Linked DNA regions of Homo sapiens: region 1 is linked to region 2. A link is a loop called in an ENCODE intact Hi-C map of the cell type or tissue named here. Cell type or tissue: PC-3. All regions are shown on one strand. Links, peaks and the distances in the headings refer to the core of each region. The heading gives the core; the rest is flanking DNA. Region 1 overlaps DENND1B (DENN domain containing 1B). Region 2 has its middle 8.5 kb from the start of DENND1B.

Evidence for each region. Hi-C counts contacts between places; a loop is a spot of excess contacts. Peaks named below come from ENCODE experiments on the same cell type or tissue, not always from the same donor. Only the 100,000 strongest peaks of a DNase experiment are listed, where the experiment ranks them.
Region 1: it touches region 2 in a loop (2.8-fold over the local background); 5 of 110 quality-filtered maps call a loop at or near these places.

Annotation. Positions count from the first base shown.
Region 1 is chr1:197,690,890-197,703,247 of GRCh38, reverse strand. The region is part of intron 3 of DENND1B (DENN domain containing 1B); the gene reads left to right. Among named protein-coding and RNA genes, the nearest start is that of DENND1B, 78 kb to the left of the region's middle. In PC-3, for the core only: a CTCF peak has its summit at 10,073; a DNase peak (open chromatin) is centred at 6,647.
Region 2 is chr1:197,777,768-197,790,125 of GRCh38, reverse strand. It overlaps a transcript of DENND1B not described here. Among named protein-coding and RNA genes, the nearest start is that of DENND1B, 8.5 kb to the right of the region's middle. RefSeq lists an enhancer at 1,749-2,249. In PC-3, for the core only: no CTCF peak of the experiment used is centred there; DNase peaks (open chromatin) are centred at 2,865 and 6,395; H3K4me3 peaks cover 301 bases; H3K27ac peaks cover 3,828 bases.

The DNA.
Region 1 (12,358 bases), core at 2,648-10,647, 88 kb after region 2:
TTGGAGGCCTAGGCAGGCAGATCACTTGAAGTCAGGAGTTTGAGACCAACCTGGCCAACTGGTGAAACCCTGTCTCTACTAAAAACAAAACAATTAGCCGGGCCTGGTGGTGCAGGCCTGTAATCCCAGCTACTTGGGAGACTGAGGCAGGAGAATTACTTGAACCAGGGAGGCGGAGGTTGCAGTGAGCTGAGATGCTGCTACTGCACTCCAGCCCAGGCGACAGAGTGAGACCCTATCTCAAAAATAAAAACAAAACAACAAAAAAAGCAAAGCTGAAGTGAACTGCTGATTTAGGGCAAAATAATTCTTTCTCTTTAAAAAACAAAAGTATATACTCAGTTGTTTCTTTGACACTGTTGCCCCTAGTTTAGTCTTAAACACTCATAGTATTATAATTACAACTTTTAATCTAAGTAACTAATGTCTTACAGGAAAACAACAACAACAACAACACTTGAGGGGTAGATGATTGAGAACTTTCAGTCATACACAAGCATTTTAACAGACTGCCAGAGCTGCCCATATCTCTTTTATGTTTTAGTAAAATAGGAAAAGTGAACACATTTGTTAACATAACTCAATTGCCTTTTGATGGCATACAAAAATAAGAAGAAAAAGTATATAGACAAATTGTGCTTAGTAATTAATGTTTTAGCATTCTGAGGAATTATCCATTGATTAAGTCAATTTAATATCAATTCCACATTTTGGTTACCTAAAGATTTTGGAAATTATATTCAAGTAGATGTACTACATAATATAATCACTGCTGACATAAAGTTTTCCAGAATAGTGATTAAGTTTGGTTAAATAGAAATTTACATGTTATATAACCTTAACGTGTCATAGTTGCTTATTAGTTCAATAACTTGTATACATTTGGAAAAAACATACCCAAGTAGAATAAAATGTGTACTTGCTCTGTCCTTAACATTATTAAATCAGAGAAGACATGGCTATTTTTATTAAGCCAAAGTTATAAAACTTGAGTTTTCTAAAGATTTACCTTAATAATGTGAATTTGAATCCTCTAATAATTATTTTGAAAGTCTAGCTCATTTGAAATATTAGAAGTTCAACTTCCTATTTTATAGATGTTTTGGGAATATTCTGTTTGTGTACATTTCTCTCTAGAAGTTAGTCAGAACAGTGTCTTTAATTTATGAGGCTTTATAATCTACTTTATTGATAGACTCCAGAGATAGGGAAACATTTCATACTAACACAAGAGCAAAGGTCTTTATGAAATATAGACATACGGTCTCACAAGCATCAATATTTTTGGTGGTGTTTTTAGTTATACTGTGTATAATAAACAGAGTGAATAGATATGTAGAAAAATTGTAAGAATTATAAAAGTAATGCTATATTTTTAAGGTATTTTAAGTTATATTTTTGATTGTTACTCTTAAATTAGAGATGAAAAATTTTACCAAATTTTAAACAAATGAACATAGCCTAGGCAATTAGCATGTAGCTCTAGTTGTCTTAAGAATTTAAAATTACTCGTAGAGTACTTTGAAAGGTGCTTGTCTGGCACAATAAAGCTGTAAAGAAGACGATGTGGTTCTTGCCCTCCAGAAGTCTGTTAGGAGAAGGAAGATTGGACTGGGAATCAGATGTGAGCTGTTCTGGCTTTTCTCCTTTTTCTTTCTTCTTTCTTCTTCTATCTTCTTTCTTAAAAAAAAAAAGCCGGGGAAGGGGGGGATACAAGTACAGAACCTGCAGGTTTGTTACATAGGCATACATGTGCCAGGGTGGTTTGCTGCATCTATTCACCTGTCCGCTAAGTTCCTTCCCCTCACCCCTGGCCCCCGAATGGGCCCTGGTGTGTGTTGTCCCCCTTTCTGTATCCATGTATTCTCATTGTTCAACTCCCACTTATAAGTGAGAAAATACGGTGTTTGGTTTTCTGTTCCTGTGTTAGTTTGCTGAGGAAGATGGCTTCCAGCTTCATCCATGTCCCTGCAAAGGACATTATCTCATTCCTTTGTATGGCAGTATAGTATTCCATGGTGTATATGTACCACATTTTCTTTATCCAGTCTATCATTGATGGGCATTTGGGTTGGTTCCATGTCTTTGCTATTGTAAATAGTGCTGCAACAAACAAATGTGTACGTGTGTCTTTATAGTAGAATGATTTATATTCCTTTGGGTATATGCTTAGTAGTGGGATTGCTGGGTCAAATGGTTATTTCTGGTTCTAGATCCTTGAGGAATCACCACACTGTCTTCTACAATGGTTGAACTAATTTACATTCCCACCAACAAAGCATTCCTGTTTCTCCACAGCCTCGCCAGCATCTATTGTTTCCTGACTTTTTAATAATTACCATGCTGACTGTCGTGAGATGGTATCCCATTGTGGTTTTGATTTGCATTTCTGTGGTGATCAGTGATGTTAAGCTTTTTCTCGTTTGTTGGCTGCATAAATGTCTTCTTTTGAGTAGTGTCTGTTGATATCCTTTGCCTACTTTTTGATGGGGTTGTTTTTTCTTGTAAATTTGTTTAAGTTCCTTGTAAATTCTGGATATTAGACGTTTGCCAGATAGGTGGATTGCAAAAATTTTCTCCCATTCTGTAGGTTGCCTGTTCATTCTGATGATAGTTTCTTTTTCTGTTAGTTTAATTACATCTCATTTATCAATTTTGGCTTTTGTTGAAGTTGTTTTTGTCATGAAGTCTTTGCCCATGTCTGTGTCCTGAATGATATTGCCTAGGTTTTCTTCTAGAGTTTTTATGGTTTTTGGTTTTACATTTAAATCTTTAATCCATCTTGAGTTAATTTTTGTATAAGGTGTAAGGCAGTGGTCCAGTTTCAGTTTTCTGCATATGGCTAGCCAGTTTTCCTAGCTCCTGAATAGGAGATCCTTTCCCCATTGCTTGTTTTTGTCAGGTTTGCCAAAGATCAGATGGTTGTAGGTGTGTGGTGTTATTTCTGAGGTCTCTTTTCTGTTCCATTGGTCTATATGTTTGTTTTGGTACCAGTACCATGCTGTTTTGGTTACTGTAGCCTTGTAATACAGTCTGAAGTCAGGTAGCGTGATGCCTCCAACTTTGTTCTTTTTACTTAGGGTTTTACTTTTTACTTGGCTCTATGGAGTCTCCTTTGATTCCGTATGAAATTTAAAATAGTTTTTTTCTAATTCTATGAAGAATTTAATGGTAGTTTGATGGAAATAACATTGAATCTATAAATTACTTTGGACAGTATGGCCATCTTCATGATATTGATTCTTCCTATTCATGAGGATGGAATGCTTTTCCGTTTGTTTGTGTCCTCTCTTATTTCCTTGAGCAGTGGTTTGTAGTTCTCCTTGAAGAGGTCCTTCACGTCCCTTGTTAGCTGTATTCCTGAGTATTTTATTCTCTTTGTAGTGATTGTGAATGGGAGTTCATTCATGATTTATTTGGTTCTCTGCTTGGTTATTTCTAGTTTATTTGCATAGAGGTGTTTATATTATTCTCTGATGGTAGTTTGTAAAGGAATACTTTGTGATATTTGCACATTGATTTTGTATCCTGAGACTTTGCTGAAGTTGCTTATCAGTTTAAGGAGTTTTTAGGCTGAGATGATGGGGTTTTCTAAATATAAAATCATGTTGTCTGTAAACAGACACAGTAGTTTGACTTCCTCTCTTCCTATTTGAGTTCCCTTTATTTCTTTGTCTTGCCTGATTGCCCTGGCCAGAACATCCAATACTGTGTTGAATAGGAGTAGTGAGAGAGGGCATCCTTGTCTTGTACCAGTTTTCAAAGGGAATGTTTCCAGCTTTTGCCCATTCAGTGATATTAGCTGTGGGTTTGTCATAAATAACTCTTATTATTTTGGAATATGTTTCATCAATATTTATTTTATTGAGAGTTTTTAACCTGAAGGGATGTCAAATTTTATCAAAGGCCTTTTCTGCATCTATTGAAATAATCGTGTGGTTTTTGTTTTTGGCTCCATTTATGTGATGGATTACATTTATTGATTTGCATATGTTGAACCAGCCTTGCATCCCAGGGATGAAGCTCACTTGATCATGGTGGATGTTTTATGATGTGCTGCTGGATTCGATTTGCCAGTATTTTTTGAGGATTTTTCGCATTGGTGTTCATTGGGGATATTGGCCTGAAGTTTTCCCTTTTTTTGTGTGTCTCTTCCTGATTTTGGTATCAGGATTATGCTGGCTTCATTAAATGAGTTAGGGAGGTGTCCCTCCTTTTCAGTTATTTGAAATAGTTTCAGAAGGAATGGTACCAGCTCCTCTTTGTATTTCTGGTAGAATTCAGCTGTGAATCCATCTGGTCCTGGGCTTTTTTTGGTTGGTAGGCTATTAATTACTGCCTCAATTTCAGAACTTGTTATTGGTGTATTCAGGGATTCGACTTCTTCGTGGTTTAGTCCTGGGAGTGTGTATGTGTCCAGGAATTTATCCATTTCTTCTAGATTTTCTAGTTTATTTGCATAGAGGTGTTTATATTATTCTCTGATGGTAGTTTGTATTTCTGTGGGATCAGTGGTGATATCCCCATTATCATTTTTCATTGTGTCTGTATGATTCTTCTCCCTTCTTTATTAGTCTAGCTAATGGTCTGTTTTGTTAATTTAAAGAAAAAAACAGCTTCTGGGTTCATTGATTTTTTTTTTTTGGTGAGTTTTTCATGTGTCTATCTCCTTCAATTCTTCTCTGATCTTAGTTATTTCTTGTCTTCTGCTAGCTTTTGGATTAGTTTGATCTTGCTTCTCTAGCTCTTTTAATTGTGATGTTAGGGCATCAATTTGAGATCTTTCTAGCTTTCTGATGTGGCCATTTAGTGCTATAAATTTTCCTCTTAACACTGCTTTCGCTATGTACCAGAGATTCTGGTATGTTGTCTCTTTGTTCTCATTGGTTTCAAAGAACTTCTTGATTTCTGCCTGATTCATTATGTACCCAGGAGTCATTCAGGAGCAGGTTGTTCAATTTCCATGTAATTGTGGGGTTTCGAGTGAATGTCTTAATCTTGAGTTCTAATTTGATTGCACTGTGGTCTGAGAGACTGTTTTGATTTCTGTTCTTTTGCATTTGCTGAGGAATGTTTTACTTCCAATTATGTGGTCAATTTTAGAATAAGTGTGATGTGGCACTGAGAAGAATGTATATTCTGTTGATTTGGGGTAGACAGTTCTGTAGACATCTACCAGGTCCACTTGATCCAGAGCTGAGTTCACATCCTGAACATCCTTGTTAATTTTCTGTCTTGTTGATCTGTCTAATACTGACAGTGGGGTATTAAAGTCTCCCACTATTATTGTGTGGGAGTCTAAGTCTCTTTGTAGGTCTCTAAGAACTTGTTGTATGAATCTGGGTGCTCCTATATTGGGTGCATATATATTTAGAATAGTTAACTCTTCTTGTTGAATTGTTCCCTTTACCATTATGTAATGCCCTTCTTTGTCTTTTTTGATCTTTGTTGGTTTAAAGTCTATTTTGTCAGAGACTAGGACTACAATCCCTGCTTTTTTTTCTTTCCATTTGCTTGGTAAATTTTCCTCCATCCCTTTATTTTGATCCTATATGTATCTTTGCATGTGAGATGGGTCTCCTGAATATAGCACACCAGTGGGTCTTGACTATCCAATTTGTGTTCTGGCTCTACTTCTAATTGGAGTGCAAGACTGAGATTCATGAGGAAATGCTGGTGTTTAGGAGGAGTACATAGAAGGTGATCTTTAAGCCTTATTTTTTGATCACTGAGTTTTGTCCTTTAGTTGGTCCTCTTTTTAGGGTGAGAGTGGAGGACACTGCCATATAGTTCAGATAATTGAGTGTGATACCCTATTGTAGCAGAAAGACAGAATGATGAAATTAATTCATGATTTGAAGTTGTAGTAGAGTGATAGAGATGTTGGAATGTTGTTTCTTTTATTTAATTGAAGATTTACATAAATTTTTGGTAATATAGACATGAGTTTGAATCCTAACCCTGTCAGTTATATGGGTTTTGCCATAAAAAAAAATCCCCTGCTATCAGTGACATGATAGTTCACAGGATTCATTGTAGGAGTTAAGGTCTGTCTGAAGCACTGTGGAAGATATTCAGCAAATGAGAGGGCATGGTCAGACTTCCTTCACACACTATCCCTGTCTTCTTAGGTTTTGTTTCTTTTCCTTTTTTTTTTTTTTTTGTGGAATTTCTGTTTTTACTTTTCCATTCTGTTTCTTCTTTTGTGTGGTCCAGTTCTGTTAATTAAAACTCAGTTTGAAAATTAATCCTTCTTTGAAGGCTTTCCTGAGCCTCCAAGGCAACCTGTCTGTACTTCCGTAGCTTCTTATATGTACCTCTAATTTTAACTATATTTTCATTTTTTTTTTTTTTGCATGTCTCTGTCTCTCCTAGGCTGTATGTATGTTTCTTGAAGGAAAAGGGGCAGAACTTTCTCATTTTTCAATCTCCACATCTAGTAGAGTGGCTGGAACATAAGATATGAATAAGTGTTTTTGAACGGCTAGTTGAATGAGTGACAAGTCAGAGGAAGTTGAATAAACTCATGATAACTTATCTTAATTTTCTTGGAAAAATAATAGGCAAGGTAATTTAAGAAGGATGGATTTAAGAGTGGTGTTTCACCTTAAATTTGGAAAGATTTCAAACTGGTGTTATGACACATATCGTAGGAATTCAACAAAGTTTGAATGAAATGATGTAACTTAGCAGAGGGGTTAGGTAGCATGAAGATTTAATAGGTCCTTGACTGTTCATGATAGTACCTGACTTGTTTGTTCTCTCCTCTGTCCCTCATTTCTGTAGGAGGTGAAATTAAATTTCAGTATATACTGACAACCTAGTATGTGCTTCCATGATAAATAATGAAAATGCATTAAGAAATGCTTTTAGAAAAGTGCATATGTTACATGATTATTTTAAATTATAACAATAATAAAAATTCCATTAATTAATCAAATCTTGGTAGAAATTATCTGGAAACAGTTTAAAGTATAACTGTAAGAATGAATAGTAGTAAAAATTATGTATTATACAAAAACAGCAGAGAATTTTAAATTTTACCCTTCAGCTGCATCTTCATAGGAATGAATGGCAGGCAGCCAGCTACTTAGCTGACATTAAATCCAGTCTACTCAGTACTATATACAGTTTTGTTTTTATATTTAATAATGACTAATGGGTCATTATTGAATATAAAAAGGATGGGTCATTATTGAATAAAAAAAGGATGCAGGTAGGAGTTAAGGTCTGCATAGTTTAGGAAGAATGCCTGTTTTATTAGTAAACAATTTTTTTATACATTCATAATTTAAAAAATTTTGTATTATTTAAAAGGTATTTGGTAGGAATGATTAGTTTTTCATTATTTGAAATTGAGACACATTGAGTATTCTATAATTTTGCTTCTTGCATCATCATAAAGAAGATATAAATTATTCAGAAATAATTTATTAAATTCTAATACTCTGAAAATAAATATTTAAATGATCGTGGATTTCTAAAAATTGGATATTTTTTGGTTGTTTGGGCTTGATTCTGTCATTTTTAACTACCAGTCAATTACATGAGACAGAAATAATTTCATTGCATTCTATATCAACTATTGTTTTTTCAAATGTAAAGAATGAAATGTCTTGAACCAATTTTTGATATGTAATAGTAAATTCCCTATAAATGTTATATATAAACTCCTTTTTCTAACCCTGTGAATATTATATATAAACTCGTATTTCTAAAACAAATTGATTTCTTAATGTTTAATTAAATAAAAATTTATAAATTTTGTAGAGATGATGGGTAAATGTAAGATAATTATAATTATATTATGGCTGTTTACTTGGTTTCATATTCCAAAAATTTTATTAGTTATATATTTCAGTAATGCTAAAATAGCAATTATTTCCTATCGGCTTCTTTGTACATACAACCACTATAGTGGTATAACCACTATACCAATATACTATTGGTATATTCTTATGACTAAAAAAGATGAATCAGAACGAAACATTATAAGGGGCAAACGTGGAAAAATGTATAAAAGTAAATCTAAAATCATCATCATAAACATATCTTTGTATCTATCTATCTTATGTAGACTAGATTTTTATTTCTTTAGCAGGCGCAGTTTAGGAAGCTCAAGGCAAAACATAATCACATTCTTATTTTACCTGCATGCTTATTTTATATTCTCTACTGCTAAAATTTTAAAATTTTAATGCAAACAGGGAAACTAATTTGGAAAAACATAGTGATATTTTATGAACTTTGCTTTATAGTTGAAGTATTTGCTGGAATATTTCATCTAGCAGACTCCCATTGAAAAGAATATTTTTGCGTACATTTTAGATAATAAAATTGTATTTGAAAACCCCTGTACAAATGACCTTATTTTTCTGTTGAAGGGTGAACAGATTTTTACTTTAATGAGTTCTTAGAGGTGAGGTTTTTATATCTATTTTTATGGCAGTGAAATTTACATTCTAACTATATAAATGATTCAAGCCAGACCTGGAAGGTCTGATGTTATGCAGCAATCTATAGAAATTAAATAATGATAAATGATTCTGATTGAAAGAAATAAATCTGGTTTCCCAAAAGCTTACTCTTTATTAAGCTGTAAACATTTGTCAAAAGTGAAACTGGAATTTAGTTCTATAAAGAGTTCTGAATCTTTGAGAGAAATAGAGTGGAGAAATTATTTTTTCAAGGTTACCTAACATAGGCTGATGAATTAGAAGCAATTCTCCTGAAGTCGGGAGAAAAAACATAAATATAACATGACATGAAAATCTCTCTTCTAGTTCAAAGTTTTGCATTTCAAATTTATCTTTAGTTTGAAAAGAAGTTAAAGTTAGTTAACTGTGAAGTGAAACAAATAATGGAAACAACAAGAGTAGCATTTAAAATGTTACTCGGTAGAAAATAAAGTCTTGCAAAATTGGCATAAACTCATTATTAACTCATAAAATATGTTACTTTGAAATAATTTTGTTTATTATAACTGTATATTGCTTTAAAATGACTTTTAGGGGAATTTTTCTAATTTTTTTTTAGCAAAATAAGGCTAAGTTGAGTGGGTTATAAAATGAATAATTATCCATGAATTGCCATCTCACCTTTCTCTTTGGTGTGATTTCTATTTTTCCTTCCCCCTTTCACATTATTAATAGATAAACGATTTAAAGGAAGTATTGTCAGGTTACTTATTAATATTTAAAATTTAAGCCTGAAATACACTTTAGGATAAGAAGTAGGTATGAAGGTACTTCATTATTAAAATTTTTAAGTTTAAAATTATTGTGTACTAGCTGAAAATATTGAACTTGATCAACATATGTTACCAGCTAGCCTCTTCTCCACCCGATCTTTTGTTATCTTGTTATTGTTATAAGGCTTAATGACAGTTGTAGGCCATAGTTCTGGATGTGGGGGTTATTCTACCCTGGGGAGAAGAGGAGGAAACAGCAGTGTGGATTATGGAAATATGGACTGATCTAAAAAGAGACCTCTTGTAAAAGAATGGAGCTCAAAGAAAAGCTAGGAGAAACTGATGAAAAGATGATGGAATATGATGTGAAAATGATAATTTGAAATCTTTCATTCCCAGCTGCCATGTTTTGGAGAAAAGGAATGCATTTGTATATTAAGAGACAGCTAAAAGAGTCCAGATGAATGGTATTACTTATTAGATATATTTTCATTTTGATTCAGATAAATTATGTGCATTTTAATAGACCTTTACATATTTAGACATTTTAAATCTTAAAGACATAATGTTAGGTATGATATTTCATAAAAATATTTTAAGTAGTATACAATATTTGCTTAATATTTGGGCACCTTTAAATGAACCTAATTTCAAAAATTAACTTCATGGTTGTTAAATTTAAGCATTTTAACTAACTGTGATGGTGAATGTTTTATTTAAAGTATGAATTATTTTGTTACCTTTTAACAATTATTTAAACACACAGTCACATGTTTACTTATGTTTATTTTTCTAGATAAGTGACAATATTGCAGCTTATCTTGGTGAATTAGTACTAAGTGGTAACATACAGCTATATCCTTAGCCTATTTGACCAGACAACAATGCAATCTAGTGGTCATTTTTGTAAAATGCAGACACAGAGTTCATGTGGTTTTAACTAGTTATTGATGTGTTAATAAAGGAAAGGTTGTTCCCTGATTCTAAAGTTTGCAAAAGGTTAGATTAGGGAAAAGTTAGCATGAAAATGTAAAAATAAGGCATATGGTAAGAGGATCATATTTTGAGGGAAGATGATGTTTTTAATTTTGGATGTGCCAGGTATTCTAATAGGAATATCTTCTAAGTAGAAGGAAACCTCTGACTGGAGTTCAGGAAGAGGATGATGGTATGGAATTTACTTCTGTGGATGAACTTACCAGGCAAAGTTTAGGGAAAGAAAAGAATCTCCAAGAACAACTGCTTTTATAGGCCCCAACCTATGTCTTTAAATCCATACTGAAAAATATAATTTGATAATCATACCCTATGACCCTTGTAAATATTTTGGTTTTTAAGAGGTAAACAATATATTTCACTTCCTCCTTTTGATATAACCAGCTAGGATTATTTAATATGTTTTGCATTGCAAATTGTAATAGTCTGAAGTTTTACATGATTGTCTGTGGAGTTATTATTTATAGGATATGGGGCATTAAGGAGGAAGATTAACATCAGATAACTCCAATTTGAGCCATAGGGAATGGAAGAAGTAACAAAATATTAAATTAAGCACAAGAACTTGTTCAAATAACTGCTAATTTCATGTGGTTGGAGTGTGGGATTTATGGAACTTGATACTGAGGCTACAAAGGTAGTTTGGTCAGATTATGAAGAACTTTGTATACTATGCTAACTGCTTTGGCATTGACTAATAGGAAATAACCATAAAATGGTATATATTTAGGAGGCTTCCACATCACATCTATATTTTAAAGAGGTAACTTTAGATTTAGGTGCTTTGAATTGGATAAAAGGAGCCTGTTGGAGACATAGAGACTAGTTAGAAGGCTACGGTAATTGTTTAGTAGAACTGTTGAGAACCTCAACTAGAGAAAGCTTAAAGAGAAAGTGGGAAAGGGAATGGATTTGAGATTTTTTTTTTTTTATTGTGGAGGCACAGATACATGAGATCTACTCTATAAACAAATTGTTAAGTTTATGGTACAGTATTGTTAACTATAAGCACAGTGTTGTATATCAGACCTCTAGAACTTATTCATGTTATATAACTGAACTTTGTACCTGTTGAACAGCAACTTGCCATTTCTCTCTACTCACGGACCCTGGCTGGCAACCAGCATTCTACTTTCTGCTTCTGTGAGTTTGACTATTTTTGATGTCTCATTTAAGTGGAATCATGCAGTATTTGTCTTTTTGAGACTGGCTTATTTCACTTAGTGTAATGTTCTCCAGATTCATTCATGTTGTGGCAAATGACAGGATTTTCTTTCTTTTTTTAAGGCTGAGTAATTTTCCATTGTATGTATATAACACATTTTCACTATCCATTCATCTGTTGATGGACATGTAGGATGTTTCCACATCTTTGCTATTCTGAGTAATGCTACAGAGAACATGGAAGAGCAAATATCCCTTTATGATCCTGATTTCAGTTATTTTGGATAAATACCCAGGAGTGGGAATGCTGGATCATGTGGTAGTTCTATTTTTAATTTTTTGGGAAACTGTTTTCCATAGCTGCTGTAGCATTTGATATTCCCACCAACAGTATACAAGGGTGCCAATTTTCTACACTCTCTCCAACACTTATCTTTGTTTGTTTGTTTATTTGGTTGTTGATAATGGGCATTCTCACAGGTGTGAAATGATATCCAACTGTGATTTGCATTTCCTTCATAATTAGTGATGTTGAGCATGTTTTCATATAACTCTTAGCCATTCGTATGACTTCTTTGGAGAAATGTCTGTTTAAGTCCTTTGATCAATTTTTGATCAGGTCTTTTTTTTTTTTTTTGCTGTTAAGTTATAGGAGTTCCTTATATGCTTTGGATAGTAACCCTTTATCATATGTATGGTTTGCAAATATTTTCTTAGATGTTATAGGTTGCCTTTCACTCTTCAGGATGTTTTCTTTGAGGTGCAGAAGATTTTTAGTTTGATGTAATTCCACTTGTCTATTTTTGCCTTAGTTGCCTGTGCATATGTTTATAAACATCCGTATCATATATCCATGATTGGTGTTGTAGCCAAGAAATTATTGCGAAGACCAATGTCATGAAAGTTTTTCCATGTTTTCTTCTAAGAGCTTTACACTTTTCACGTCTTATGTTTAAGTCTATTTTTTTCATTAAAATATATTTTAATGGGTTTCAAAGTTCTATGACA
Region 2 (12,358 bases), core at 1,553-9,552:
AACTAGACACAGAAAAACATACATTGCTTGATCCCACATATATGTGGAATCTAAAAAATTTGAACTCATATAAACAGAGAGTAAAAGGATTGTTACCAAAGTTTGAAGTGTGGGAGAAATGGAGAAATGTTGCTTCAAGAGCACAAACTTTCAATCATAAGATGAATGAATTCCAGGGATTTAATGTATATCATGGTGATTATAGTTAATAATACTGTGATGTATACTTTACATTTGCTAAGAGAAGAGATCTCAAGTATATATATCACACACACACAAACAAAACCAAATGTTTGAACTGATGGATATGTTATTTAGTGTGATTTTTGTGACTATTTTACAATGTATATGTATAATAAAGCACCATGCTATACAACTTAAAAGTTGCTGAGCTTCCTTAAAGCAATTAATTTGAATTCTTTGTCAGAGAGTTCATAAATTTTCATTTCTTTAGGATTGGTTACTCGTGCTTTAATTTGTTCCTTTGGTGGTGTCCTATTTCCTTGATTGTGCTTGATCTCTGTGGCTGTTAGTGTCTGCACATTTGAAGTAGAGATTTATTCCAGTCTTTGCATACTGACTTGGTTTGGGAAAAGCCCTTCACCAGTCAGCCTATGCAGAAATTCTTGGCAAGCTGTCTGGTATGGTTTGTGGATAGGCTTACTGTTCATTCTTAGGCACAATGGTCTAGTGCCTGGGTTAGCAGGTAGGTGGGCCTGGCACCAGGTCCATGGAGTTGGGCCTAGCACTTGAATTCACTGGGGTGGAACCTGTTGATTGAGTCCATGGGAGTGCACCTAGAGTCTAGGTCTGTGAGTGCAGGCTGGGAACCCATGTCTGTGTGACCTAGCCTGAAGCCTGGGTCTACAGGAGCTAACCTGGTGCTGGGGTGAGCCTTGAGCCTGAGTCCACAGGGGTCATTCAGGTACTGGGATTGGCCTGGCATCTGGGTCCACTGGGATGGTCCTGCAGCCTGAGTCCACAGGAGCCTATCTGGTGCTAAGGCATGCCTGGAGATTAAATTTGTGAGGGAAGGCCTGGGTCTTAGGTCCATAGGGGCTGGCTTGGAAAATAGATCTGCAGGGGTGGTCCTGGAGTCTCAGTTTACAGGGACTGGTCTAGCACCAGGGTATACTATGGTGGTGGGCCTGGATCCTGAGTCTCCTGGAGCAGGCCTGGACCGTGAGTCTACTGGAACCTAGTACCACAAGGACCAGTGTGGAGCTTGGGGCTGGCCTGCTGCTGGGGCAGGTGTTGAGCCTGGGTTTGTGAGTTTACATCTATTGTGTCCCCAAACTTTAATCACTCTAGAATCTAAATATATAGCGATCTGGCCCTTTTATCCTCCAATTACTGGTCTCCCTAATTTCACAGAGTAGCCAGAAAGTTTGCAGATAAAGAATATAATAGAGAATGGCATCAGCAAGATGATAGAATAGGACTTTCCAGGGCTTATCCCCTCACAGGAATATCAATTTGAACAACCATCCATGCAAGAAAATACCTTCACAAGAACTAAGGTGAGAGATTATGCCACCTGGGTGAAGCATGGAAATAAGATGCATTGAAGAGGGTAGGAAGGACAGTTTCATATTACACCCTTCCCCAAGCTCAGATAGAGCAGCTCAGAGAGAGATACCCTTCGCATGAGGGAAGGAGAATGAAGTGAGCACCCAACTTTGCTGCACACCCCAGCATCAGGCCCATCTCAGTGAACCCCAGCACGAGGCTAGACCAAGCCACCAGCCTGGCACCTGCAGACCTGGGCTCCAGGCCCACTCCAGCACCAGGCTGGCCTCCACTGTCCCAGGTTCCAAGACAGCCCTAGGTTCCAACAGTACAGCCTCTGTTGCCCCAGGCCCCAGGCTCCAGGCCCACCCACCGCAGCTCCAGGCCAGCTTCTGCAGACTCCAGCCTCAGAACTTCCCTGCAGATATAATCTCCCAGCCTCTAGTTTGGCCTCCAGTCAGACTCCAGGCCCATGCAGGCCAGGCCAGTCCCTGGAGCGCCAGGTTTCATGCGTGCCCCAGGTTCCAGACCAGCCCAGAGCCAGGTCGGCCCACACAGCCCCAGGCTTTAGGCAAGTCCTCTGGCCTCAGGCCCAAGGCCAGCACCCACTGATACAGGATCCAGGCTTGCCCAATACCAGGCCAGTCCCTGCAGCCCCATCTTCCAAGCTGGGCTCTACATCCCTATACTACAGCATACCAATGGTCCAGGCTCTCCCAGTATACCCTAGTACTGGGCTAGCCCCACAGACTCAGGATCCAGGACTGCCCCAGTGGATCCAAGTCCAGGCCAGCTCCCATTGCCCCAGTATCCAGGCCAGATCTTGCACCTAACCTCCAGGCCAGCACCCAAACACCCAGACTCCAGGCTGGCCCCATAGCCCCAGGCTCCAGGTCGGCCCCCATGGCTTCAGGCATGAGGCCACTATCCACAGTCCTAGGCTCCTAACCAGTCTCCAATTTGAGGGCCTTTGCTGTGAGGGGTTTCTAGGGGCATTGTAGCATAAAGTAGTGAGGTAACACATAGGAATAGTTTAATTATTAGAGACTTTTTGACATTTCATTATTATTTCACTTTTTTTTGTTTTTTAGACTTCTTTGTTAAAAGATGGGAGTAGGGACACAGTAAAGTTTCCATAGGAATATTTCTACCTTCTGTTATGATGATTCGAGTTTCACCTATGCTGGCCTTAGTATTTGGTAGCATTTAATATCGTGTTTTTAAACTTACCACTTGAACTTGATTCTGTGCTTGCCAAGCAAACTAAATGGAGGGTCTAAACGGAAGATCTCAGCTCAAGAAGCTTCTGTCCTGTCATACTAATTAGCACATGCCTGAATCTGACTGGACAGCCCAGGGCAGAGTGAGTCAACAATGGCTAATCTACTCTGTGCTTCTTATAGGAACTGTTTATAACCAGAGGTGCCCATTGCAGTGTGTGTGTCTGGCTGGGGGGACTTCTGCCCTTATGTTTACAGGACTTAAGGCCTGATTTCAGGACATGTTGGGGTGCTCTTACAATTAATTTTAGTGATTCTATAGATCCTATCCAAGCTTTATTAAGATGCCAAGCACCCACCCACTCCCATAACCCCCACAGTACCCCTGAATTAGTGTCATAGAATGTGAGACAATCAGAGAGCATCTTAATGCCTCCATGGTGAGTGCAAGGACACTACTGTCCTCTTCTTTTGGTGGAATTTATGGTTGCTGTTATTGCTATGTGTTTTAAGCTTTTTGGTACATATTACCAAAATAATGGGGCTCTATCTTTCACTTTTGCAAAGGGTCTCCTGGGGGCAATCAATCATTAAAGAAAGCCCAGGGAAGAGGATAAAGTCTGAAAATTTCATCTGTCTTTCTGATAACCTGAGTCTGGAAAGCCTTACCAAGCAATGGGCTCTTAGTGTACCAGTAAGCCAAAAGCATGCCTCAAAAACTTCAGTTGTCTTCCTACAATGCCTGGAAATTATAATGCTATTAGCTGAGGTTCATAGGATGGAATATGCAGGGTGATTTCCTTGAGTGACAACTGTCTAGGACACATCTTTACTTTGGTGTCTAATGGCATCTCAACCTTTTAATGCTTAAAGACAGAGAATAAGGCTTCCTGGCAAAGGGAACAGGTTAATCCAAGTCCCTGAGGCTGTCTATGACACATCTTTACTGTGGTGTCTAATAGACATCTCAACATTTTAATGCTTAAAGTAGAACTTTTGGTTCCTTTCTCACCCCATACCCACACATCTATCCATACCTCTATTCCTTATCAAATGGCCCAAAAGCTAATAGTCACCTTCTTCTATCCACATCCAATCCATTGGTAATTCCGATGGGTAGATTGCTATGTGTATTTGAAATCTGTCTACTTCTTATCATTTGCACTGCAAGTATAATCCAGAATATTATTATTTCTCCTGAATTACACAGCAGCACCCTCATAGCCTTCCTTAAACCCTGACTTTGCCCCATGATTTTTTCCTTCTAGTAGCTCCCTATAGCAAGTAGAACAAAATAGAGTCTTTACCATGGCTTGCAAAAACTCTTCACAATCTAGCCTCTGCCTACCTCTCTGGCCTTATCTCCCACTACCCTTGCCTGTCGCCCTAGCTTTCCTTAAATGTACCAAGCTTGTTTCAGCCTCAGGGACTTAGATTAACCTGTTCTCTTTGCCAGGAAGGCTTATTCGCTGAATCCTTAGACAACTGCTGTCTTCTCATCATTCCAGATGCAGTTCAAATATCTTCATCTTAGAGAGGCCTGCTTTGTCTATCCTAGCCAAAATAGTCTTCTGCCCATCGCTCTATCTCATTATTCTGTTTCTTTTTGTTTTAGCACTCATTACCATCAGAAATTTTATTATTTATATATTTACATGCTTATATATATGTATATGTGTGTGTGTGTGTATATATATATAGTTTTTTTTTTTGAGATGGAGTCTCACTCTGTCACCCAGGCTGGAGTGCAGTGGCACGATCTCGGCTCACTGCAAGCTCCGCCTCTGGGGTTCAGGCCATTCTCCTGCCTCAGCCTCCCGAGTAGCTGGGACTACAGGTGCCTGCAACCACACCTGGCTAATTTTTTGTATTTTTAGTAGAGACGGGGTTTCACCATGTTAGCCAGGATGGTCTTGATCTCCTGACCTCGTGATCTGCCTGCCCGGCCTATATTTGGTCTTTATTAACTAGACTATAATCTCCATGAGGGCAGAAACTATATGGTCTCTAGTGATGAAAATAATACTAGTTTAGGCAAAGAAGCCAAACTTTAGCAAAGAATATTATTAGTTTTATAACCATGTAAAGAATATGTATCAACTACTCCTTGGCTTTGGGAGCCAAGACACATATGGTCATCTGGGAGAGGTGAAGGCATGCAGAAAAATACGCAAGATAGCTGAAAACAAAAGGAAGCTATCTTTGAAGGCTTTGTTCATTCAAAGGAATAGGGCAAGATCTGGATAAGTCAAGGGCAACTACATAGCATAGCCTAGAACCAGAGGAGGCAACTTGGAGAAGAAGTAGAAAACACAATGGGCAAACCAAAAAAGATGAGATTTGAACACTGATTCAGGGCAAGTGATTGAGCCCATCATAAAATAATGCCAAATCAATTCCACCCTAGCAGCTGGTTCTAGAATCCATTTCAATAATGTACATCTTGACTATGTACATGGCTTATCTTCATTGGCATTTTTTCCCTTTAGGCCCCCATGCTCCATTAAAGAACAAAACTATTTCACATATATTTTTTACATAAGGGTTAAAAACTGTATGTTAAGTGAAGTATCATACCACAAATACACAATAAAATGAATATAAAATGAAAAATAGTCAATGGGTTCATTAACAGAATCATGACAGATTTATTTTCAATTTGTATAAATGTCCATAGAGAATTATTCTTTAGTTTTAGTTTTCTATTTTCATCTTTAAGAACCATGAAATCCAGTTTTTGGACAAAGAGTTTCTCTAAAAGATGGAGTTTGTCTATAGACTAATTTCATTAGAAACGTTCTTTCAACATTAGCTTTCATTATCTGTAAAATGAGACAGTAATAGCAAGTAATAAAAAAAACCCAAATATCTCTTTCAGTTTCTTACATAAATGCCTTTTTTGTTGTTGTTGAGACAGAGTCTTGCTCTGCTCCCAGGCTGGAGCACAGTGGCATGATTTCTTCCTGCAGCCTGCACCTCCCAGGTTCAAGCGATTCTCCTGCCTCAGCCTCCAGAGTAGCTGGGACAACAGGCCCATGCCACCGTGCCCGGCTAAGTTTTATATTTTTACTAGAGATAGGATTTCACTATGTTGGCCAGGCTGGTCTAGAACTCCTGACCTCAAGTGATCTGCCCACCTCAGCCTCCCAAACTGTTGGGATTACAGGCATGAGCCACCATGCCCAGCCCATAAATGCCTTTTTTAATCCTCCAACTTGTACAAAAAACTGTTAAAGAAAGGTATGATTACAGAAGTGTTTAGTGTGGCTTATAATTCATATTTAAAGATATCAACAAGGTATCACCTTGACTGAGGATTTTAAAAAAATACGATATTAACAAGGGAGATGACATATGATAATAAATGTTTCTGAATTGAAATATAGACTCACTTGAGCTTTGCTCGCTTTTGATTTGAGAGAGAGAAAGCAAGAGTGAGTGAGTGAGGAGAGATGCATATGTGCTTTATGAAGAAAATGGCTTTTGTAAATGACTCAGTAGTATGCAGACTGACTTTTATTTCCTGGTGCCTCTGGCAGACATGGGAAAGTGCATTCTTCCACACAGGCGTTCTTGGAATAAAATGTCCCTGTAGAGTTAGCTTCCTGCTTCATCATTTATAGTACCTGTTTTACCTCCTAATCTATACCTCACAGAACTATTGAGAGGCCTAGCTAATAAAAAATGGTCATAAAGCACTTGGCAAAATCACAACAACTATAAAAAAGAATAAATGCAAATGTGGTAAAGCTTGTCTTTCTGGTATGTCCATGAAGTCTTTGTGCATGAAATGATACAGTGACTCAAATGTTAAAGTTTTTTTTTCTTTCACAAACTGGGAGTAGTTAAGCCAGCTGGTTTGCTGGAGTGAGTTGTTTCTAGCTCAATAGTAGGCCACTTGATTTAAAACCTTCCTACTAATTCTAATATTAAGCCTATCCTCATGAATTCCTGCATACATTATGTAATAATTAATGCCTGCTTATTTAAAGAGGAAGTACAACATGTTTGTGTCAAAAATCAGATAGGCATATAAATGGGTTGTGTAGTAATCAATGGCTGTACCTACATCATCACAGAATCTGAATTAGCAGCACCTATTTGGTAGTTTTATTAAGTAACCATAGGGAGAACACAGTATAATTACTATGCACAGTATACATACTAATGTCATATGTTCCTGATCCACAACTCAGTCCAAGAGGGAAGTGAAGGGAAGGCCCAGGAAACAGCTGTGCAGCAGGCAGAAAGAAGTCACTACACACTGATGCAGTAATTTTATTAAGTCACTTGCATACAGTCAGGCAAATGGACAGGATCATGGGTCCAAATTCCTCCTTTCCATTCCAGCCAAGCCCAGCTGTCCTGATTGGCAGTCTCGAGAAGAAGGGAAGAAACTTCTGGAATTATGCACCGTGAATGAAGAAAGTCAGGTGAGACTGCATCCTTTTTACAAAGGAAACATATAAGTTCTCACCAAACTAAGAAGACGTTGATCAGTTTCACAGATCCTTCTTTCTGTTCCTTCTTTCCCAGAGAAGATTACAAGCAAAAATGGTCTTACCAGACCATTTTTTGGCAAGTCTTACTTGCCTAAGACTTGGGTCTGTGACATCAGAAACAACAGCAGAGAGAAAGATGATGTCCATACTTTTGAAGCCCAGAAGAACTCTCAGTCCTTGTTCATTTTTATCTTGTTATAATTTGCAATAGTAAGAGATGGGGAGAGTTTGTCATCTGTTTTGGAGTTACAAGTCTCTGTTTCATATGAACTTGTGCTGTGGAATTATACCATTTGACCTGGTATTTGACTGAGTTCTATTTGCTGGAATGTTGCACTTTTCCCCTTCTAGAATTGATCATATACAAATGCATGTAATGTTTGGCTAGTTATTTTCTCATATTTTAGGAAAGCAAAACTTGGCACACAGCAATTTGTTTTGATAATCTCTCTATTTACGTTAGGATTAGGGTTGCTTATGGGGCTGCTGATTTTGTTGAACTATTATCATCATGTTAGATGATCATTTATGTTTCCTTCCAGAAAATTCTAATGACATTGCTCATTGGATGTGATTACTCATTCTCCTGAGAGTGTTAAATGGGTGTGAGCAGAGCTGCCATACAAGGAAGACTGTATTTACGTGGAGTATCTTGTAGGTGGGGTTGGGAAATTATTTCCCATGCAATGCCACATGGTTACACAAACACAGCACTCTTTCTTGAAGTCCAAAGGAGAATCCTCAAAGAATCTCTGAAGAAAATTTGACTCCACTGATTACCATCTGTTGGTGACACTCTGCTTCAATTATTCTTTGTTCTGAACTCCAAGGACTGTTTTAAGTTCTACAATGTCTGGCAGATTGAGGAACAAAGATAAGGGAGAACAAGCAGAAACTGGTCAGAGGTAAGAAAATTTATTTACAATTTTTGGCAAATCACCTGAAAAAGGCAGAAGAAGATCTTTTGCTGTGCTGTATTATTTTTGAGAATTTTACTGTATTTTCTTACTAAAAGTTTAACAGCAAGATATACAAATATCATCATCGACCCATTGAATTTTAGAAATATTTGGATATGTTCAGATTTGGTAGTAAAGGTGTCAAAATTTATCTGAGTTCTTTTGTCCACAAACTGGAAGACAACATTTTTATTAAACTGGATTTTAAATCAACATAGAATGCTAACTCTATGAGCTTTGAGGTGTGAAACAACTCAGAAAGGCAAACTTTCAGGGAAGATATTGATCCCGAATCCCCACCTCCATCTTCTCTTTATTTTAAAAGTATTTCACATGTCTTGTTGAGGGAGATTTTACCTTCAGATTGAAATTCATGATATTGCTGCTAAGTATAAAAAGGACAACATGCCAGGAGGATGTTTTCCTTAACAACACTATCTCAGTCAATATTAAAAGGCAGGTCCTGATAAAATAATTTAAAGATAGTTTCCTAAGAGCTTCAATAAATTCAGTTTGTTAAATACTTTATAACTTTTCTTCTATAATAAATGAAGGTGGTAATACTATTAATAAATTTCACCTAAGAATAGTAATAAGAGGTTGTGCAGAGTTAGTCTAGGAAATGCCTGACTTGGATACATGTTAGCTACAACTCATGAGATGCTTGCCTCAAAAAATTCATTTCTAAGTTAATTGTTTGGAACTCAAAATCTTCATATACATTGGTGAGGCTTATGAGTCTAGTCGAGTTAATTTATACTGAACCTGAAGCATTATTAATAGTATTATTATTTTTAAAAATACCATTCTAGAGTTTACAATAGTGTTTATTATTTCGCATTCAGAAGGGAAAGGAGCTGTCAACTTTAGTAGTCCTGGGTATCAGTAACTCTTCACTTTTGTTTAAGGCATATTACTACAAGGATTCAATGAATAAGTGGTTGGGGTTGGGAAGCCAGGAGTTACCTTTCTAATTGTCATAGTACACTGGAAATCAGGGCAGTTGGCTCACTAAAAGCCCTGAACTTGGGTTTCTCTACACCATTAATATATAGGGATATATAAGTTGGGGACTTTTTGGACCTGGTTTGAGGAAAGTGGACCTTATTAGGTGGATTAAAAAGTTGCAATTAGTCCATTTTACATGACACTATAGTCAGAACCAAGTAATTATCCATTATAGTCTGATCAAAACTTGCATGAAAATCAACTAAAAATTCAGAATTAAGTATTTTTAAAAGCTTGCAATGCATTGAAGAGCAGGCAATCAAGTGAGAATACTTAGGGGTGGAGGATGGGGGACAAATAAAAGTAGCTACAAGAGCCACCTCTCTCTGTAATCCCAGCACTTTGGGAGGCCGAGGTGGGTGGATCACGAGGTCAAGAGATGGAGACCGTCCTGACCAACATGGTGAAACCCTGCCTCTACTAAAAATACAAAAATTAGCTAGGCGTGATGGCAGGTGCCTGTAGTTCCAGCTACTCGGGAGGCTGAGGCAGGAGAATTGCTTGAACCCAGGAGGTGGAGGTTGCAGTGAGCCAAGATCACGCCACTGCACTCCAGCCTGGCGACAGAGCGAGACTCCATCTCAAAAAAAAAAAAAAAAAGAAAAGCCACCTTTCATCTTCATCTTTAGGGTTTTTCCTAAGCTGGATGAACTGGAAGACCATGAACTGTTATCATGGTCTTATGGGTCTTCAGACCCTTCCTAATGTGGGAAATCCAACAGGATACTCTTCATAAAGCTGATACACCCCAAAGGTATTCAAGGACAATTGTCTCAAACAATGGAGCATAGTTAAGGGGAAAAAAGCTTCCCAGAGGATTCATAGCTACAAACCAGGTCTCACATGAATGGTCTGAAGAATTTCAAGCTGAGAATTTAGTGTTTATGTTTCTGAATTGCTAGTGATCCCAAGCATCTACCAGCAGTAAATTAATATCTTCTCCAGAGAACTCATTTTCATTTCAGCTGTCACTCAATTTCTATATATAAAGTTCTAAGGATCACATAACATAAAAAGAAATCACATACATAGAAGAAATCAAGAGACCATAAGTATGAACAAGTAGAAAAAAGATCAGTTAGTAGAAGCAGACCCACAAATGCTTCAGATATTGGAATTTTTAGAAATAGAATTTAAAGTATATATATTAAATATTTTTAATAAATTAAAGAGATGCTGAAAATATGAGTTAAGAGAATACAGATTTGGAAAATAACCAAACAGAACTTTAGAAATAAAAATAATATAAATTAAAAACTAAATGGGTGACTTTGACAGAAAATGAGACAAAGCTGAAGAAAGAATTAGTGAACAGAATATTTTTGAAATTTTCCAGAATACAGCGTAGACAGATAAAGAGAGACATACTATAAAAGAGATGTTTGACAAACATGGAGGGTAGAATAACACATGTGTTATCAGAGTCCCAGAAGGAATGGAAAGAAAGGAGTCCAGAATTTTCCAGAACTGATGAAAGTCACCAATCCAGAGTCAAGAAAATTAAAGAAACCAAGAAACATGGATGAATAAAAATCTACACCTAGATACTTCACAGTGAAACTATAGAAAACTAAAGACAAAAATGAAACATCATAAATGCAGTCAGAGAGAAAAAACAGATGACATTTTAAGATTACTTTCAAAGTTCCAATTGTTATTAGGGAACTTAGAAGACAGTGTAATGATATTGATAACATGCAGAAAGAAATAATAGTAAACTTTGAATTCTTCATCAGTGAAAATATTTTTCAAGAGTGAGGGATAAATAAATACATTCCAACTCAAACAAAAAGGGAAAGAATTTTAGGCAGAAGGAAAGTGATCCTACACAGAAGATCTAAAATGAAAATACAAAAGAATGGTAAAGTTCTGAGTAAATCTAAACAAACATGGACTGTATAAAACAACATTCATAATGCATTTTTGGGGGGATTTTAGTTTTGAGGGGGTTTTAGAGGTTCTTGTATTGTTTGAGAGAGGGTGGATATCCTTGTGAACTCTGGCTTTAATCAGTTAAAATGTACCTATTAAAATTTCTAGGATAACTCCTAAATGAATAGAAACAGAGTAAATAACTTCCAAACTAGAAGAGGTGGGGGCAGAAATGAAAGCATAAATAGTAATCCTAAAGAATGCAAAAGTGAAAGAAAAAAACAGATCAGAAGAAACAAACGGGAAGTACAAAATTAGATGGCAGAAATAGATTTAAATTTATCAGCATTTTTCTCTCTTTTTTTTTTTTAATTTTTTTTAGACAGTGTCTCACTCTGTCAACCAGGCTGCAATGCAGCGGCATGATCTTGGCTCACTGCAACCTCTGCCTCCCAGGTTCAAGTGATTCTGAAGCCTCAGCCTCCTTATTATCTGGGACTACAGGCTTGCACCACCCACCACACCCAGCTAATTTTTGTATTTTTAGCAGACAGGGTTTCACCAAGTTGGCCAGGCTGGTCTTGAACTCCTGGCCTCAACTAATCTACCCGCCTTAGCCTCCCAAAGTGATGGGATGACAGGCATGAGCCACTGCGCCCAGCCTAAATTTATCAACAGTTTTAATACATGCAAATTGTCTAGGGGTTTGATGTAAGAGCTAAAGATGATCAGACTAGATTAAAAATCAAGACTAAAAATTTTAGATAAATTTGAAACATGATGGTTTAGAAAGTTTGAATGTAAAAGGATGAAAAGAGATATCCTAACATCAGACAAATACTATTCAGAAGAAAACTGTTTAGAATCTAAGGCAAAAGTACGATTGGAGGTAAAGAAAGTAACAACATAATGATGAATGGTTGTATTTATTAGGTAGATATAGAAATTATAAACTGATGTGTATATTATTACACAGCCCCAAACTGTGTAAGGTAGAACCTGAAAGAACTATAGGCTGAAATAGAAAAATCTACCATCATGTTGGGATATTTAAACTCATCTCTCCCATTAATTGAATTATGTCAAGCAGATGCAAATTCAGTAATAGAAGATGTCAACAACACAATCATCGTATTTGATCATGGACATATATTTAGAACACTGTACCCCAAAGCTGCAGAATATATATTCTTTACAAACCACATACAACATTTAAGTCTTGAAACATTTAAAAAATTAACTAAATTAATTAATTAATAAGAAATTAATTAATAAATAAAGACCATGT